Linked DNA regions of Homo sapiens: region 2 is linked to region 1. The links are chromatin loops, found by intact Hi-C in ENCODE. Cell type or tissue: psoas muscle. All regions are shown on one strand. Links, peaks and the distances in the headings refer to the core of each region. The heading gives the core; the rest is flanking DNA.

Region 1 (2,929 bases), core at 103-2,602:
GGCAGGAATCTAACTTTTAGTATCCACATTGGAAACTTAAGAGTCAGTATCTAAAAGCTGAGAGCTTATCTTCTGAAGATAGACAAAAGCTGGTATTTAGTCCAGGCTCTGCAATGTACTGGGTTTGTAATCTTGATCCTCTGTTTTCTCATCTGTAAAAGGGGGTTAATAATATTGTCTTTCTCAATTAATTATTACGACAATTAGATGAGCTAATTAAAGCATTGCTTACCTCAGTGCTGACAGCTTTAATAGATGTTAGCATTTCCTGTCGGTATAGTTAATGATCTGCTGATAGGCATTGATATCAGAGAACATCTGATCAGAAGGTGGCAATGAATGGCAGAAATATGTACTGAAAGTGACCCAAAGTTAATTTGTGCCAGCCACAGCATTTGAGGCTGTTGGTTAGTCATTCACAGTAAGACCCCAGATTCTGGCCAGGAGGCCATGGAGCTCAATCTCTCTTCTCCACACTCTTGGTAAGAGGCAAGGGAAAAGGGGGAACTTACGACAGTCAAACAGGGTGTCTTGCCTTAGCCCAGTGCTTTTCCAAATGTGGTCCCTAGATTGGTGGCATCAGCATCACCTGGGAATTTGTTAGAAATGCATATTCTCAGGCCCCACTTGAGACCTACTGAATCAGAAACTCAGGAGTTGCGATGTGGAAATGTGTGCTTTAACAAAGCCCTCCGGGTGATTCTGATGTTCACTAAAGTTTGAGAACCATTCTGTCTTCTCCAGTTGGGCTAGTATTTAGGGAAGTGAGTGGCCAGGATAAGAAGGCAATAACCCTAAAATGCCTTTGCCAATATCTCAGAAACTTGATGTAGACTGTGAATGAGTTAGGCTTGTTAATAGTCAAGGTCCATTATATATATAATATATGGTGTATGTATATCATGTATATAAATACATCATGTATGTTTCTCGAATAAATATATTTATCAAATTTATCAAATAAGTATATCATGTAAATTTATTCCTTTAAATACAGTCAGCCCTCCATATCCATAGTTTCTGTATCTGTGGAGTCAACCAACCACGGATAAAAAATATTTTTAAAAATGGATAGTTGTGTCTGTATTGAACATCTACAGACTGCCCTTGTCATTATTCCCTAAACATTACAGTGTAACAATTATTTACATAGCATTTACATGGTATTAGGTATTATAAGTAATCCACAGATGATTTAAAATATACAGGAGGATGCGCATGGGTTATATTCAAATGTCACATCATTTTATGTAAGAAACTTGAGCATCTATAGATTTTGATATTCGTAGGGGGTCTTAGAACCAATTCCCCAGAATGCCGAGGGACAACTGTATATATTTTTGCTTCACGTCATCTTCATCTTTGTAGATGTGGAATGCTGTTTGGCTATTTTTTAGTGAACTATAATTTTGATTATAAGGAGATAAAAATATGGAAAAACACTTGACTCCCATTTTTAGTTATGGTAAAAGTCTGGAGCTCTCCATGAAACCAGAGTGTCATCTGCCATCTGGTGGCAGCATACCCCACTGACAGGTTTCAACAGCAATAATCACAAGTCAAGGATTTCAGAGAGGTAGAGATCAAGGGGGAATCTGGGGTCTGAAGAACTTAGGGAAGGCTTCTCATCATGCCAAGTCACTACGGTTCCCTCTTGGAGAAGTAAGTGGCATGGAGAAAAATGTGGACGTTAGAGTCAGATGGATCTGGGTTACACCTTAAGTAACTTCAGAAAAGGTACTTAAACTAAGCCTCAGGTTTCTCATTTTGAAATGGAGATGATAGCAATGATAATGCTTCCATCTCTAGATTATTGTGGGGGTCAAATGAGGGAATTTGTGAGAAACAGCTGGACGTGTTTTCAAAACTATTAAGAGCTGCCCAGATGTGAGTTGTTTATTATTTATGTTTGAAACTTGGTCTTTAATTCTGGAATGTAATGTCCTCTGTTGGAGGAATTCTAGACATTAGCAAGCAGGTGGAGGAGCTATTTGGTGTTTGGGTTTGTCTTCAATTTTTTTTTAAAGGACACAGCGGAGGGAGAATGTGCCCTGAGATTACCTCAACCACAAGTTCACTCCTGTGGACTGTTTAGGAGTGAAGGAGGAATGAACAACCAACTCCATCCCCCACCGAAGAAGCAGGAAGAAGACCCAGGATCCTGGCCCGTGTCATTGTGTTGACTCTTGTCCTTGTGTTTTCTCTAACTTGGGGAAGGAAGGATAGAGAGAAAGAAAACTGGATGGAAGTTTGCTGGGAGAAAGGTGGGAGTGAGGAAAAGAGAAAGGAGAAGAGGGAATGCAAGACAGAGGGTGGGAAAGAGAATTAGTACCAGAGAGGATCAGAGTGAGAGGGAAGGGGCACTTGGAAGAAACCAGGTTAAAAGAAGGGTCAAATAGAGGGAGGAAACTAGAACATATGCCCTGCTGCTGTTGCCTTAGTCAGTTCTAGGCCTTTCCAACTGGCAGCACTTTCTGTGAGTCGGCTTTTTGCGACTGAAACACTTCTTTCTTCGGGGACCTTGTGCTTTTGTACATGTGAAGTGTTTGGATCCAATATGCTTAGTGAAAGAGAAGAGTCAGACATTGCTGGAAAAAGAGACCAGATGTCTTTGAAATCATCTAAATTGTCTCTATTTTTAAAAAAGTTACTCTTTCCATTGCTGCCAGATCTGAAAGTCCAATTTGCCAGGATAATATATCCGGTGTGGATAAAGATTTCCAAACTTGAAGTGTTTGTTGCTTAGCAACCCAGAGGCATGAAGGGCTCGGCCATTCAACCTTTTGGGGAGACTAAGTTTTCCTCTGCAGTGGGCAATGGGCTGAGGATTCACTTGGGGCCACTCAGGTCTTGGGCCCCACATTGTGGGGCACCTCTGTCCCTCTCACTCCAGATTTCTTCCCAGGTACTTGAGGCTAATAAAATCTAA
Region 2 (2,929 bases), core at 237-2,736, 140 kb before region 1:
AAAATCCTGAGGATACAAGAATAAGTACAGCATAATCATTAACTTTAGGTATCTCGTATTCCTGAGAGGAGTGGAAAGGAGGGAGATAGTCACATAAACAATAATTACTATGGGGCATGTCTCCTGAAAGCAAGAGGACTGAGTGCAGCCTGGGGAGCATCACTGCAAGTGCTGTTCCTTTACCCTGAATTACCCTTCCCATCAGACTTTACTCCCTCTCCCACTCACTTGTTGATTCCTATTCATCCTTGAAGACTCGGTTTAGACATCACATCTCCTAGGAAGCACTAGCTGACCATTCTATCTGGTGCTTTTTTGGTGCCCTGTTAATGTCAGTATTGTAGCACCTCTCACCCACTTTGTTATAATTGTCTGTCCTTACTCTGAACTGTGAGCTCCTTAAAAGCAGGAGCTGTTTTATTTACCATGGTCTCCTTAGCACCTGGCATAAAACCTAGGTTATAGTAATTGCTCAATAAATATTTTTCATTGAATTAATTCATTCAATCATGAAACATGATTGAAGGTTGAATGGGATTTAGCATGAAAGAGTAGGAGAAGTGTCTTCTAGGCAGTGAGAAGAGCACAGGTCAAGACAATATTGTGAAAAACAATTCTATTTTTGGGAAACATATAGAGTGGTTGTGATCTGGGGCAAATGAGTCTAAAATGACCAGTAAGAGCATGTTTTTGAAGAAAGGAATTACAGCAGGAAAGTTTACCATAAGGTAATGTCATTCATTGCTCTGTGATCACCTACCATTTATTGTAGTAAATGTGGTAGGGTGTATAAAACACACACAAAATTAATTCTTAGTGTGTCTTTGAGGGCTACATCAGAAGAGCCTGTAGAACTGTCATTTGAACCTGCCTTCTACTTCCAAGAAGTCACTTAGAAAAGAAGAGGAGGACCTGGGGAAAACAGCTGACCCAGGCGGCAAGCTGTGTGACATTATCCACAAAATAACGCTTTCCACTCATCTTGTTCTTCCTGCCCTGACATTACAGGAAGTAAAGCAATGAATGGCTCTGCAGCTAAACTACAGCAGTATTATTGTTGGCCAACAGGAGGTGCCACTGTGGCTGAAGCACGAGTCTACAGGGACGCCCGCGGCCGTGCCAGCAGCGAGCCACACATTAAGCGACCAATGAATGCATTCATGGTTTGGGCAAAGGATGAGAGGAGAAAAATCCTTCAGGCCTTCCCCGACATGCATAACTCCAACATTAGCAAAATCTTAGGTGAGTGCAGCAGTGCAGCTAAAGCTGATCTTCTCCCCTGCAAATCCCATGAGTGCCACCAGGGTGGGAAGCAAGGGGATAACTAGGATCCTAAGGGAGATTGTGGCGGGCGCAAGTTAGACGAAGGTCAGCCAGCTGCCGCAGGAGCCTTCGTCATCACGTCTGCCTCCCCCACCCCATAATGTGGCATGTAGGTTTGGGAGTTATTATATCCACCAGGTGCCAGGGCAGGACTGTCTGAACACTTATTTCAGAGACAAAACTATTTATAGTATGTGTTAATACTGTGAATTTAGCAACTCTTGAGAGGTCACTGCTAAACAAGAATCGTGGAGACAAGCTTTATCTCCTTTTACTGTGCAGTTCTCTTAAATTCATATGTTGCTATGAAGTACTCATAGACCCTACAGTTTTCTGCTTTAGTGTTCTTGGGTTTATATGTCCCACTGAAAGAATTCATCAAGGACTAGAAACCCAAAATGGTATGAAATTCATGGAGTGCAAAACAGTGCCTCTGATGATCACTTTAAAACTTGTAAAATAAATCTACAATTATTTTAATAAGATATGACTAGTTCAAATTTCATAGCAGTGAGCTGAACACACGAGCTGCAGGGGAGAGGCCCAGTTTGTGGTAAATTGCCAGAGTGATTCTCTATTTCTCAGGATTAAACTCAAGCCTTGTTCTATTAGTGTAGAGCTTGCCTAGTGTGGATTGTACAGCTTGGAATTATTGTGCTCAACATGTTAAACATATTTTATTCAACATGCAGCATTACAGTCAACATGTTTCCTCTTTAAAAAGGAAAAACACAGAAGGCACTGCTCTACTTAAAGCTGTCACGATGTGACAAAATCTCAAAGGAAGCCATTTAAGAAGCTGAAAAACATTAGAGACTTAAACTGTGGTTTTAATTTTTTAAATGTTTTGTTCAAAAGTAATAAATATTTAACCTGAGTAAATATCAGTGATCTGGACATGCACAGATACACATGTTTTGTCACTGTATAAATAATTTAACTTGATTCTGAGGCATTTTGAGGCAGTGACCTCTAAGAAAAATTTAAAACATACATAAGATCAAATAGTGGTGAAATGTTAAATATGTTTTTCTTTTTTTTTTGATTTTCTAATTTCAAAATGGATACTAAATGTCATTACAATTAAGTGTGGTTTTTATTTTTAGAGCTTCAGAGTTATGCATAGGGATGTTATTTTGAATTTAAATATCTTTCAAACCAAAATGTTCCTAGTGGACATACATTTTTTTTTTTCTAGTTAAATGACATTCTAAAAAAAAAAAAAATCAGTGCTTCTCTGGCCTTACAGTTTTATATCTAACTTGAAGATTTTCATATTTTTCTGCCCTTTTAGTAGCAATATGAGTAAGCCTTCAGATGGGCACAGAGCCTCTCTGTTTCCATTTTGGCAGCTGTGGGGAATCTATATTATTTGTGTGCATTCTGTGAAAAAATTATTAGGAATATAGTAAGTATATTCATTAAAATGTAAAGTTTTAAGTGCAAGCGTTTCAAGAGCACCAAGAATTCTTCGTTAATTGGGGCTTTAAGCTGCTGGAAACCAGCAGAACACAGAGAAGCCTATCTGCTTAGGCCTTCTACACAACTTTTGAACAACAATCAGGAAAGAGCAGGGATGCATGTGCTATTAAAGCAGACTAGGATA

Evidence for each region. Hi-C counts contacts between places; a loop is a spot of excess contacts. Peaks named below come from ENCODE experiments on the same cell type or tissue, not always from the same donor. Only the 100,000 strongest peaks of a DNase experiment are listed, where the experiment ranks them.
Region 2: a loop joins it to region 1, with 4 times the contacts of the local background. A loop is called at or near these places in 5 of 110 quality-filtered maps.

Annotation. Positions count from the first base shown.
Region 1 is chr11:15,850,972-15,853,900 of GRCh38, reverse strand. All of the region lies in intron 3 of LOC107984370 (a long non-coding RNA gene), which reads right to left. Among named protein-coding and RNA genes, the nearest start is that of LINC02682, 58 kb to the left of the region's middle. In psoas muscle, for the core only: a CTCF peak has its summit at 1,514 (motif pointing left); no DNase peak of the experiment used is centred there; H3K27ac peaks cover 395 bases.
Region 2 is chr11:15,987,310-15,990,238 of GRCh38, reverse strand. It overlaps SOX6 (SRY-box transcription factor 6), which reads left to right. Exons shown (of 16, transcript NM_001367873.1): 14 at 1,009-1,242. Among named protein-coding and RNA genes, the nearest start is that of MIR6073, 19 kb to the right of the region's middle. In psoas muscle, for the core only: a CTCF peak has its summit at 1,329; no DNase peak of the experiment used is centred there; H3K27ac peaks cover 525 bases.